2 separate regions of the Homo sapiens genome follow, and region 1 is linked to region 2. The links are chromatin contacts, found by Hi-C or POLR2A ChIA-PET in ENCODE. All regions are on one chromosome and are shown on one strand. Each heading gives the region's core, a stretch centred on a gene start or an enhancer-like site at or near the end of the contact. The rest is flanking DNA. Distances are from core to core; before and after follow the strand shown. Region 1 overlaps EFCAB11 (EF-hand calcium binding domain 11). Region 2 holds the start of FOXN3 (forkhead box N3).

Evidence for each region. A loop is a pair of places that touch in the nucleus more often than their neighbours do. ChIA-PET counts read pairs that join two places held with the same protein, here RNA polymerase II (POLR2A). Pooled maps may share reads with other maps.
Region 1: a loop to region 2 is called in a map of PC-3, with 2.2 times the contacts of the local background. The contact joins the enhancer-like site here to the promoter of FOXN3 in region 2. A Hi-C loop is called at or near these places in 7 of 168 maps with a recorded cell type or tissue (IMR-90, PC-3, aorta and 3 more) and 5 of 50 pooled maps. POLR2A ChIA-PET finds 5 or more read pairs at or near these places in 3 of 52 experiments (BJ, activated CD8-positive, alpha-beta T cell and activated T-cell).

The regions. Positions count from the first base shown.
Region 1 is chr14:89,853,924-89,860,108 of GRCh38, forward strand. The region is part of intron 5 of EFCAB11 (EF-hand calcium binding domain 11); the gene reads right to left. Among named protein-coding and RNA genes, the nearest start is that of EFCAB11, 98 kb to the right of the region's middle. Within about 2 kb of position 2,358, at least 2 of the 41 ENCODE cell types and tissues checked have a DNase peak (open chromatin) inside an H3K27ac peak, as active enhancers do; they include PC-3 and ascending aorta, where a contact is called at or near this core.
Region 2 is chr14:89,414,348-89,420,532 of GRCh38, forward strand. FOXN3 (forkhead box N3) reads right to left here and starts at 2,886. Exons shown (of 6, transcript NM_005197.4): 1 at 2,524-2,886. It overlaps FOXN3-AS1 (FOXN3 antisense RNA 1), which reads left to right and starts at 3,007. Exons shown (of 2, transcript NR_036500.1): 1 at 3,007-3,449; 2 at 4,813-5,446. RefSeq lists enhancers at 1,738-2,032, 2,047-2,580, 2,581-3,113, 2,738-3,032 and silencers at 2,728-2,937, 2,978-3,267.

The DNA of each region.
Region 1 (6,185 bases), core at 1,108-3,607, 440 kb after region 2:
AAAAGAGAATAAGCTACAAATGAAAAAATGGAAAGTTTATAGACTATAATAACAGCTAAATGTGTTACATCTCAGGACAACTCTTTGAATCAAAAAGAGAGAGAGCAAGAGTGCCAGCACATCTAAAATGATTCAGAGTCAGATAGCAAGTGCTTAATTAGAGAGGTCTCATTACAACCATCTGTTTCAACACCCATATGGAAAAAGCCAAACTATGGTTTTAGTAGAGGTATTTCCCCCGAGAAGATAAGCATGAATTTGCGGTTGTCTCTCAAAAAAAAAAAAAATGACATCTCAAAGCAGATACAAACACATTTTTTTTAAAGAGGCATTTAAGATTGCCAAATCCTAATGAGTAAAAGCAAGCTCCATGTAATGACCCATAGGAGAGCTGGGCAGAGAGAGGTGCCCGCATCCTACATACAGGGCAATGTGGTAGCTCCTCTCCACATCCACTAGCAAGAGGCTGCCCATTGCTCCCCTCCTCATTCAGGATACTAAGCTATAAAGACAGCAGCAGAGATTCCCAACAAAGCCGCACACAGCCAAGAAAGTCCTCTGCAGCAGTTGGCTCTCTTCAGTACCGGCAATCCATGAACTGGACATCATCAGATACATGCCTACGATCCAGCTGTCTCCCAGATGTCCCCAGACAGTTGCTCTTTCACGGAGCCATCTAACCTCAATGCACATTTCTTGATAAAATATCTTCCCTAATTGTCCAAAAGACGCCTTAAATACTTGAATACACAGCCCAAATTGCCCCCATAGTGAACCCCACACCTGCTCCTCCTCCCCTGTCCCCTGCCATACTGAATGGAGCTACCATTCACTCAGGCTCCCAGGTCTCCTCAACTTCTCCATGTCCATCCACCGTGCATCCTGTCACCACGATCCTGTAGATTTAGACATGAAATATTTGAATGCACCTGCTCTTCCACCACTACTTTAGCTTAGGGCCTAGACTCTTGCATTGGGGCCTCTTAAGAGTGATCAGGAAGTCTCAGTAGCTTGGTCGGGGGTTTGATACACAATCTCCTCATTTACTGAGCTCCAACTTCCTATCTAAATACGATGTTCAATTCTTGCATCACCCAGGTCAGAATCCCTGGAAAAATGGGAAAGAAAAAAGAGGACTTTCCCTTACTTAGCATTTTAGGCATGAGGAAATTTCAGTGTCCCACTTACAGAATGAAGAACATCAGGTAATACCAAAAGTTCTTTTGTAGCCTGAATAGGACAGCTTCTTTTTTTTTTTTTTAATAAATGTTAGGCCAGGTGTGGTGGCATGCCTGTAATCCCAGCACTTTGGGAGGCAGAGGCAGGAGAATCACTTGAGCCCAGAACTTCAAGACCAGCCTGGGCAACGTGGCGAAACCCCATCTCTACAAAAAATACAAAAATTAGCTGGGCAGGGTGGTGTGCACCTGTAGTCCCACCTACTCGGGAGGCTGAGGTGGGAGGATTGCTTGAGTCTGGGAAGTTGAGGCTGCAGTGAGCCATGATCGTGCCTCTGTACTCCAGCCTGGGCAACAGAGTGACACTCCATCTCAAACAATAAATGAATACATTGTATTGTGTATATTTAACATATACAACATGATGATATGGGATACATACCGATAGGAAAATGGTTACTATAGCAAAGCAAATTAACATATCCCAACTAACTATTGCACAGTTACCCATTTTTTTGTTTTTGTGGCAAAAATAGCTAAAATCTACTCATTTCACATGAATCCCAAATGCAGCACAATTTTATTACCTGTAGTGCTCATGTTGTACCTTAGGCCTCTAGGCTTGTTCTTCCTACACATCTGCTACTTTGTATCCTCTGACCTGTATCTCCCCATTTCCTGGCATGCCCCCACAGCCCTGGTAACCACTGTTTTATTCTCTCTGTATATTTGACTGGGTTTTTGTTTTTTAGATTCCACATATAAGTGAAATCATGCAATATTTGGCTTTCTGTATGTGGTTTATGTCACCTGGTATAAAGCCCACCAGGTTCATCCATGTGGTGACAACTGTCAGGATCACTTTTAAGGCTGAATAATACTCCATCGTATATATACACCACAGTTTCTTTATCCATTTGTCCAGCAATGAACTCTTAGGTTGTTTCTATATCTTGGCTATTGTGAATAATGCTGCAATTATCGGCAGATATCTTTACAAAGTGGTGAATTTTATTTCCTTTGGGTATATTCCCAGAAAAGGAATTCCTGAGTCATATGGTAGTTCTATTTTTAATTTCTCTCTCTCTCTCTTTTTTTTTTTTTTGAGACAAGATCTTGCTTTGTCATCAATGCTGGAGTGCAGTGGTGCAATCTTGGCTCACTGTACCCTCTGCCTCCCAGGTTTGGGTGATTATCCTGGCTTAGTCCCCCAAATAACTGGGACTACAGGCGCGTGCCACCACACCTGCCTAATTTTTGTATTTTTTTGTAGAGACAGAGTTTCACCATGTTGCTCAGGCTGGTCTCGAACTCCTGAGCTCAAGCAATCCGCCCACCTTGGCCTCCCATAGTGCTGGGATTACAGGCATGAGTCACCATGCCGTATTTTGAATTTCTTTAGAAATCTCCATACTGATTTCCATAATGGCTGTACCAATGTACATTCCCAACGGTATATAAGAGTTCCCTCCTCTACACCTTTGCCAATATTGGTTATCTTTTAACTTTTTGATAATAGCCATCCTAACAGCTATGAAGTAGCATCTCACAGTGATTTTGATTTGCATTTCCCTGATGATTAATAATACTGGGCACCTTTTCATGTACCTGTTGGTCATTTTTATGTCTTCTTTGGAGAAATGTCTATTTAGGACCTTTGCCCATTTTTAAATTGGGCTATCTGTTTTTCTACTATTGAGTTGTATGAGTCCTTTATCAATTTTAGATATTAACCTTTATCAGATATATGGTTTGCAAAAGCCAGCTTATTTTCAAGACCCTTTTATCCAATCAACAGACTGTTTCCTTTTGGCAGTCTCTTAAACTACAGTGATTCATTCTGGGCAAAGACAGAAATGCCTCCTAAGTAATTTCTCCTAGCTGAGAACTACAAGGATACTACTTGGGGCTCCCAACACAGTTCCCTCCTAGAGTTCTCCTGGGTGCATGTGAACTGAAGCAGAAAATATAGACCTGGCTTTGAAGCTCAAACTCTGCCACTTACTAACTATGGGCTGCACTCAAGTTTTCCAATCCTCTGAGTGTTATCTTTCTTACAGAGAAAAAGAAGATAATGGTATTTACTTATAGGCTTGTTAAACTCAACCACAAATAATAAAAATCAACTAAGGGCCAGGCATTGCCTTGCTCATCTGGATTCAAAGACGCATTTCACAGCTCTGCCCTTTGGGCACTCCCAGTCAAGTGGCAAACAGATACAGACCAAAAAGTGCTATAATCATGACGCACGAAGACGGAAAGACTGGTTGGAGGATGAAGAATTGAAAGAAAACTTACTTGAAATGAGGTAATTATGTAAAAACACGGTTCCCGATGCCTGGCTCACTTTATAAATGCCTTTGGGTTGATTTTTTTTAACACCCTATAGCTGTTACTGACCTGGTCTTTCTTTTTTTTCTGAAAGTTCCTATAAAAAAATCACCAATAAAATGCTGGATGGTCATTGGTTCCATTTTTGGAGAAGCTCCTGAGTAACTGTAAGATGCCTTCTCTGAAGCTCTGTCATATCTGGCACTTGCTCCTCTAATCCTAGGTGAATGCTGTGGAATTGGCCCTCACCAGTTCATCTAGAAACTGGGCAGCTTTCTTAAATTTCTTTCCACCTTCAATAAGAAGGCTTCTCAGAAACAATAAGTTCTGAATTATGGTCTAGACAGGAAAAGTTTGTAGTCTGGTGTGCAGAGAAAATGATATCTTTTTATTCTAATACTTCATGATTTTTTTACTACTGTATCTCATTATCTTATACAAGAGAATAAAAAGAAAGTAGGCCCTAGAAATAATAAAGTAGAAACCAGAAATTCTGATATCCAGCTTCTACTCATGGAGAAGAAACTACATAAATAACTTGGATCACAGATGCTTTCAGACCCTGGACAAAGCATCTAAGGTAGCAAACAGAATCTAATGGTACAGGCTGTGGCAGTTTTAAACTATGTCCACAAATGCTTTGATGTTCCTCCCTTCAAGAGTAGAGCCTGACAGCCTTTCCCCTAAACGTGGGCAATGGGGCTACCTCTAGGCTCTCCCTCTCCTGGCTCTCTTGCCATGTGGTGAAGACACTCAAGCTGCCCTGATGACAGGGCCATGTGGTAAGAAACTGAGGCCTCCTGCAGACAGGCACTAACTTGCAGGCATCTGAGTGAGCCACCTCGGAAGCCTTCAGATGACCAATACCTTGACTGTAACTTCGTGAGAGGACATGAACTAGGACGACCCAGCAAAGCCACTCCCAGATTCCTGACCCACAGATACTGGAGAGATACTAAATGTTTATTGTTTTAATCAGCTGAGTGTCAGGGAAATTTGTTACTCAGCCACAGATAACTAAAATGCAGGTCAACAGGCTAATAGGCTATAAATGATGAAGGGTTTGTTTTGTTTTTAGACAAGGTCTCACTCTGTCGCCCAGAGTTGAGTGCAGTGGCGTGATCATGGCTCACTGCAGTCTCAACCTCCTGGGCTCAGGTAATCCTCCCACCTCAGCCTCCCAGGCAGCTGGGACCACAGGTGTGCATCACCACACCCAGCTAATTTTTTTTTTTTTTTTTTTTTTTTGTAGAGGCAGGGTCTCCCTATGTTGCCCAGGCTGGTCTCCAACTTCTGGGCTCAAGCGATCTGCCTGCTTTGGCCTCCCACTTGAGCCACTGTGCCTGGCCAATGATGAGGTTTTTGTATTCAGGATGGCATAGTTTTCTTAGTTAAAAAACAATTATCTTAATTGCTTTCTCTGGAGCATAGAAATACGATATACATAAGAGTGGGTGGTGTGGCAACACCGAAGTTCACACTAGTTCTCCTTTATTCAGCACGTCACATCCCTCACCCCAAAGAAAGAAACTGTAGTTTAAAATACTAGAATTATATGACTCAAAAGAGTGGTGGATTGTCACTTATTAAGAAACAATTTAAAATAAGGCCTATGGTAAGGCAGTAATAATGAAAGCAAATATCTTATCACGAAATTGTAAAAATCAGGCAAATAAAGCAGAGTAGTCCTAGCCAAAATTATTAGATAACAATGAGCTCTGAATTTTATCAGATCTGGTGGTTTGGGCACTTACATAATTTCACTTATTTAAAACTATAACTTGGTATGGGTAATGTGAATTAGTCTTTAAAGGTCCAAGGTTTTAGATCTGCAAACAGAAGAAAGGGCATTTTCCTCTCATTTATTATTTATTACTTTTCTCTAGAGTTAAATTCTCTTATTCACAAATATTTCTTGTATATCTAATTTCTGCCAGAATCAGAATGGGAATGAAATGGCAGAAACCATAGTCTGCCTCCTCAAGGAACTCACGGAGGAGAGACTTGTGTTTCTCACATGAGCATGACCTGTGGCGGAATTTTACAGTAGGAATGTATAGGCCTGTTCCTACAAACTCAAATGCCAAAGGCAGGGGAGTAGGACCTGGAGATCTCTGTTTCTGATGTTTAGTCAGTGTGGAGAACCACCAGGGTGGACAATAATACAACACAGTCCATTTACTCTGTCATCAAATATTTATGGAGCACCTGAGCTGTACCAGAGGTGCTAGGTGCCAGGGATGCCACTGTATGCCAAAAAAACAGGTAGCCTGAGGTTAGGAGGGTAAGAGAGTTGGGCACATGAAGGGAGAAGTAAGGCTGTTCCATCATAGACAGAGGAAACAGGCAGAGGAGGGGGCATGAGGAACACTCTGATCACGTCTGCAAATGTGGAGTCATACCATGCAGTAGGCTTGATTAGTGGAAGACAGAATATATAGTATAGCCATGCATTCTGAGCTTTTTTATTTGAATGAGACCAAATTGGCCCTCTGATACCGTCTTCTCACTTCATTGCTGAGGAACTCTAGATGTTGATCTCCTCACAGTCAAGCCCCAAAGGAGGGAACAGAACCTAGGTCCTATGACTCTGGTTCTAACGTGCTTTTTCCTTTATTGGCTCCTTTTAGGACTAAAAGATATCTTCAGGGCCAGGTGCAGTGGCTCATGCCTGTA
Region 2 (6,185 bases), core at 1,636-4,135:
CTCTTAAATGTTCATTAACACCACATCTAAAACAACTGCCACTTCAGCTGTGGAAGCTCTATTAGGGAATTCTAGAAGGCATAATCCTGGGCACTAACCTACCAGCCAAGGGTGCCTGTGAATTATAGTACCTTCCCTCTTCCAAAAGGTAGAACCTGCTAGACGCAAGGCCTAAGGGGGAGCTGTGGTGAGAGGCCCAACCGGTTTTTTTTTTTTTTTTTTTTGAGACAGAGTCTCACTCTGTTGCCCAGGCTGGAGTGCAGTGGTGCAAAATCCGCTCACTGCAACCCCTGCCTCCCAGGTTCAAGAGATTCTCCTGCCTCAGCCTCCCAAGTAGCTGGGACTACAGGCGTGTGCCACCATGACTGGTTAATTTTTGTATTTTTAGTAAGACGGGGTTTCACCATGTTGGCCAGGATGGTCTCAATCTCTTGATCTCGTGATCCACCCGCCTCGGCCTCCCAAAGTGCTGGGATTACAGGCGTGAGCCACCGCGCCTGGCCAAGATGCCCAACTCTTAAGGAGAGAAAACTTCATGAGGCATTGCAGTACAGACCAGGCAGGATGCTCCAGACGTCTTGGGTTCACTCACAGGGAATATTTCTTTCTGTCAAATAAGGAGGTTACCCTGACACATTTCAGACAAAAAACAAGCTAGCATCTTTTGGCTTGGGGATACAACAGAGTCTGGTCTGATCCTGCTTTTAACTTCTTTATGAACGAATTATAGCACCACTTGTCTTTCTTAAAGTTTCCTCAGATCCCATCAGAAAATTTTCTGATGACCAGCATATGCCCACAGTAGAGTATAAAACAGAACTACCCAGCCACTGAAGTCAACTTTAGCTCTAAATGAAAGTTTTATGTCTCCTGAGCTTCCAAACAGGAAAATTATATCATGGCTGACAGTAAAGTAATTTAATTGCACTGTTGCTATGACAACATGCTGCTCTCTTTCTTTTTAATTTGCTTATTTGTCAGTAGCTTCCCAGAGGAACTAACACGCTATTCTCCATGTTTCCTTTTGTTTTAAACAAACACTGCCAGCAATATGGTTTTAGGAGAAAAAGTGGCATTGTCACGAAGAGAGGGTTATGGGAGTTCAGTACCCTTGGATCATGTGTGCGTTTTGTGCTGGGACCCCGTACTCTCCAACCACTCACTGCATCCCTATAAATCCCGCATTTTATACCAACAGGGTGAAGAGCTGCTGATCACTACAGTTCCATGTAAAAACAAAACAAAACAACAATAACCAAAAAAAAAAAAAAAAAAAAAAAAAAACAGTTCCCAGAAACCACAGCTGAGGAGTTTTCCATTATTATACTCTAACTACAGATTTCGCCAAATCTTTTTTTCCTCCTGTTTCAGAGGGAAAAAAAAAGAATCTGGATCATGTGAGTTGCAGTTAAGCAAACATTTTTAATCTGCTGCCAACAAGGCTGCTCCACCAGATACGCAAATAGTTATTCACTGGTGACCTCCTTACAACTTTTCTCTACACACACACACACACACACACACACACACACACACCCTCTTTTGTTTTTTTTATGACTTGCTGTGTTTTGTTACCCTCTTTATTTTTTAACGGAGAAAATGCGGCAAGAAAGCTTAGTTTCTCGCCTAGTAAACAGAAGGTCTCCAAATAACTGACAAAGACATTACTGGCCCAGCTCTGAACAGATGTTCGATGCGAACTTTAAAAAGTTAAGAAATCTTCCCAGAGCCGAGCAGTAGCGAGTTTGGGGGGCCGGGTCACCCCCGCCCACCCAGCACGCGCGCGCGCGCACGCACGCGCTTCACTCTCGTCTACTGTACTTGTCAAAAACATTTCAAGGGGACCTGCGGGAGTGGCGATTGGCTGCACCCCGCGTCAATCAGCGGCGTTGCCGGGCAACGGGGGAAACTGCTCTTATCCCCATATACAGGGCAATTGGGAGCTCGCATACCTTCACTGCCGGTCAGATGTCATAAACCTTTTATTGGCCGCACCGCGGCGAGCCTCGAAAACAAATCAATAAAAGCCCGCCGTCCCCCAACTTATCCAGGGCCCAAGGAGGGTTTCAAACAGGGCCGGGATGAGGGGGGTCGGGCCTCGGGGGTCTCCGGAGACGTTCGTTGCCTGTGCCAAGTCTGCACAGTTTGGCCGGGGGGTGATCTTTGTTAGGAGCCTGTTTCTCATCTTGGGGTCTCCACTTGATCGGAACCCCCTCCCCGGCCCGGAACGGCGGGGACCCCGTCCTCCGCAGACAATACCAACTCTGTTCCTTGCGGGCGTCTTTTCGGAAACCGAGGCACCGGGAAGCAGCACGCACGTCGGGGCAGGAAACTCTTCGGACCCGGCAACTTCCCGGCTCGGGGGCTCCCGGGGTCCACACCCGACCCTCCCCCCAGGACCTGCGGGGTCCCTCGTCTTCCCAGAGCGGCGAGGTAGTCTCCAGGACCGTCTCGGACGCGCCTCCCGCCCCGGGTGCCCCCCGAGCCCACGCGGGAGCCGGCAGGAGCGGGGTGCAAACTCACCTGGCCGGAGCGGGGCACGGGGGTGCGGGGGCGCCGCTGCCCTTCAGCAGGAGCCGACAAACTTTCGCGGGCGCCCGGCGGGCATCGCTCGGTGGCCCCGCTAAGGACGCGCGGGCGCGGCGCGGCGAGCCCGGGGCGGCGGGCGGCGGGGGGCGGCCGCGGGCGCGGGCGGCAGGGGCGCGGGGGTCGCGGCGCGGCATGGGACCTGCGGCGTCCGCCGGGCGCGCCGCGCGTCCTCCCGCCGGCCCCGCCGCTCTCCCCGCCCCGTCCCGCCTCCCGCTCGCCTCCGCCGCGGCGCGTCGGGCCGGGGCGCGCCGAGCGGCGAGAAATTGTTTCCACTGCAAACAAAAAAAGGCGACACATGACCAGGCAGGAGGAGGGGAAGCGCGGGGAGGGAGGAGGGCGGAGGGAGGGACAGAGCGGAGGGCGGAGGGAGCCGGAGAAAGGGAAAACGTGGGCCTGGCCGCCAGCGGCCTGGGGCGCGGGGCACTGACCCGCCGGGGCGGACCCTGCCCGCGCCCCTCGCGCGCCCCAGCACTCAGCCAGGGCGGAGGCCGGGGCTGGGCCGCGCGGCCTCGCCTCTTGGGCCCCGCGGGGCGGGGGTGACCGGCGCGGGTCCCGCGACCCAGGGCGGCCGCGACCGTGGGCGGTGGGGCAGGTGGGTCAGGCGGCGCGTGCCCTGTCCCCTCCCCGGGCTCCGGCCACACGAGCGGGCCGGCGCTGCGCTGCTGGCAACGTGTCGCGGGAACGCTCCTACCCCATCTGCATGCCTTACATGGCTCGAAAGTAAAAATAAAAAGAATTACGATGCGGGCGAGGCTTGTGGGGGTGAGAAGAGGAGATTCCACGTCTCCCCAGTGCTGCGTCCTGATAGGACCCCCAGGGCCTTCCGAGCCCTCTCCCAGCGACCACCTCGTGTCCCGGAGGTAAGCACCGCAGCGTCCCACCCAGGTGGCCGCGTGTCTCCCGAGGGAGGGCCGGTGGCCATTACAAGACAAGAGGCACCGTCCTAAAGGCCACGCCGGTGGGGCCTCTCAAGTGGGTTGTGCGGAACGCCCCGGCCGGCCTAGAGAGAAAACAGGTCTCATTTCCATCTCAGTTTGAGCTCTCAGGAACCAGACTGACAATTCGCAAGCCACCCAGCGAAATGGTGCAGCCACCACTCTAAGTCTCTAGGCACCTCCAAATAATAGCACCCACTGCTAAAGCCACACCAACCAGCCGCCTTGGGAGAGGATGAGAGGAGAGAGTCCAACAGGACACCCTGGTGGTGACAAAAATAAAAATGTGATTGCACATTACTCCCAGGTAGCCAAATTGGTTGGTTCCTCTACAGAGGAGAAGCCCAGGGCACCCTTCCTGCCACCCCCTCCTGAGCCAGTGGACAGGACATCGTGAGCGGTCTGAAAACTACAGAAAAAAACAGCGAGTAGACCTGGAGAAAGCTTTCTAGCATGCAGTACTTTTAAACCTAGCCAAAAGGAGGGACTAAGGGAAACACCAGTTAGGCTTCTGAAAATTTTTTCTGTCTCAAAAAATAGACCCCCCCCCCCCAATCTGAGAGTCATTCCCCCTAACAAAGGTTCAAGAGGGCAGGTGACAAGTCTTCAGCAAAGATGTGCCTTTCAGACTCACCGGAGACCTTACTACTTCCAAGTTGTGTGGCATCTCCCCATCTGGAGACAATTAGGAGGTGGAAGCCCAGGGGTAGCCTGAGGTCATCCAGCCCCACCCCTTTGATTACTGAGCACTTGATGCGACCTACCCAAAGTCACTAAGCAAAAGGCACAAGGTGGCAGAGACAAGTCAGATGATCTTTGAAGTCTCACGCCAGAGATTCTCAGGGTTAGAAGTGGTAACAAAGCCAGGATGAGACAATGTGTACCCTGCTTTCCTGTAGCTCCGGCTAATGCAGGTCCTGCCCCTCCATCAGCGCGTCAGTTGAGGGTGCTTATTCTCCGCCAGAGGAACCAAGGCCAGAGACCTTTGTCCAAGCCCTTGCTGGCCTAGAGAGGACGAAGTCGCCCCCTTACATCTTCCTCTTCCATCCCCAGCCCCCAACCCCACCCCCAAGTCCCCCAGCTACACTCACACAATAGCCAGAAATCTCTTTATATTAAGTAGAGGTGGCACCTTATTTTCACCGGCCCCAGTCCCCTCCTGCTTTCTCAGAGTTCAAAAAGAGGGGATGTGAGCCAAAGGTGATTGTACATGGAATATGTCATTCCATGTGTGTTTTTGCTTCTTGCATTCTCAAACATATTTCTTAATTTCTCTCTCCCATTACAGTTGCAGCAAGAGATGTGAGAAGGTGTCACCCTGAAGAGGAAGTGGTGGACCAGCCCTGCCTGATGTGGACAGCAGGGGACACATGTCTGCCTGTCGGTCTATCTGAAATGGGGGAAAAAATGCTGAAAGCCAAAGGAGGGCTTAATGTGGCCTTTTCCACCTTCTAATTCCATAGAACCTCAGCTCTGGGACTTGCTTCCTGACCTAGGGTGCAGGGGCCAAATTTGTTTGGGAACAACCCCATTCACAATTCCCCATGAACTTTCAGAAAGGACCCTTGCGTCTTAGGTCCTGAGAAGTCACAAATAAGCAAGCTGCATTGTCTAATGTCTTGTCTACACTGTTTTACAAACACATTTAACAGCCGAATTGTATATGTGCCCTAGAAATCACTTTGAGAAACACTTATTTCCTGATAGAGGACTTGATGGGACCATTCTGCAGCCCCATCTGAGCATGGGCTGGAGAGTACATAAGTATCTGGGAGCTGGAAGTCCTCAATTCCAGGCTTATCTGCCCCCATCAGCGTGGGACCTCAGTTCCTCCTCCAAGGAGAAGAGCGCCCCTCCCTTGATGTTTTGTGCATTCTTTTGCTAAATGTTTCTCTGGTCAAGAACTTTAATCCCCCTACACACACACTGTATTGGTTATTAGAGCAGCATGGCTATTTATGGAATAGTTAAGTATAAAACCCGATATACCTTGCCCCCCTTGAGGCAGTACAACTGAGTAGGTGAGCAGGTGCAGTCGGGAAGACCTGAGAGACTGCCCAAAATAGGAAGAGTCCGAGGCAGGCCTGGAAAGACAGTCTTCTGGGGAGGGATCCTGCAAAGAGACTCCAGTACAAAGGATATATGAGAGGAAATACGGGGAGGCTGGGCAGGCACACACCGCTGGCCTGCACAGAACCATATTCCTTTCGTGCTTCCCTCTATAGGTGACTCCACTCTCTACCCTGCAGGTTGGCTTCCTCTGCTCAATGATAACCACACAGGGCTGCCAGCAGCAAGCCCTGAGGCCTTCTGACTTTTAGCACCCACCACCTTTGAACTGCCTCAAGCCTTCCATGACATAGTTTAACTTCTCAGGGAAATAGTGCGATTGGCCTAGCCTGAGTCACATGACTCCCCTACGCGCATGGCCCCCCACCACTCCCTACTGCTAACAGCTGAGACAAGGGACATGGTGAAACATCTGGGGAAGGGAGGGGAGATGACTTTGGAAGTGGGATATCTAATAAGGGTGGGTTGCTGTTTAACCTGTGGAAATGGGGAAGGGGTGTTCTTGACCTGAGCTTCTCACCTGGGGATGCCCATCAGAACCATCCAGAAGCCACACCTAACCAACTAGAGTCTTCTAGGATGGTGCCTGGA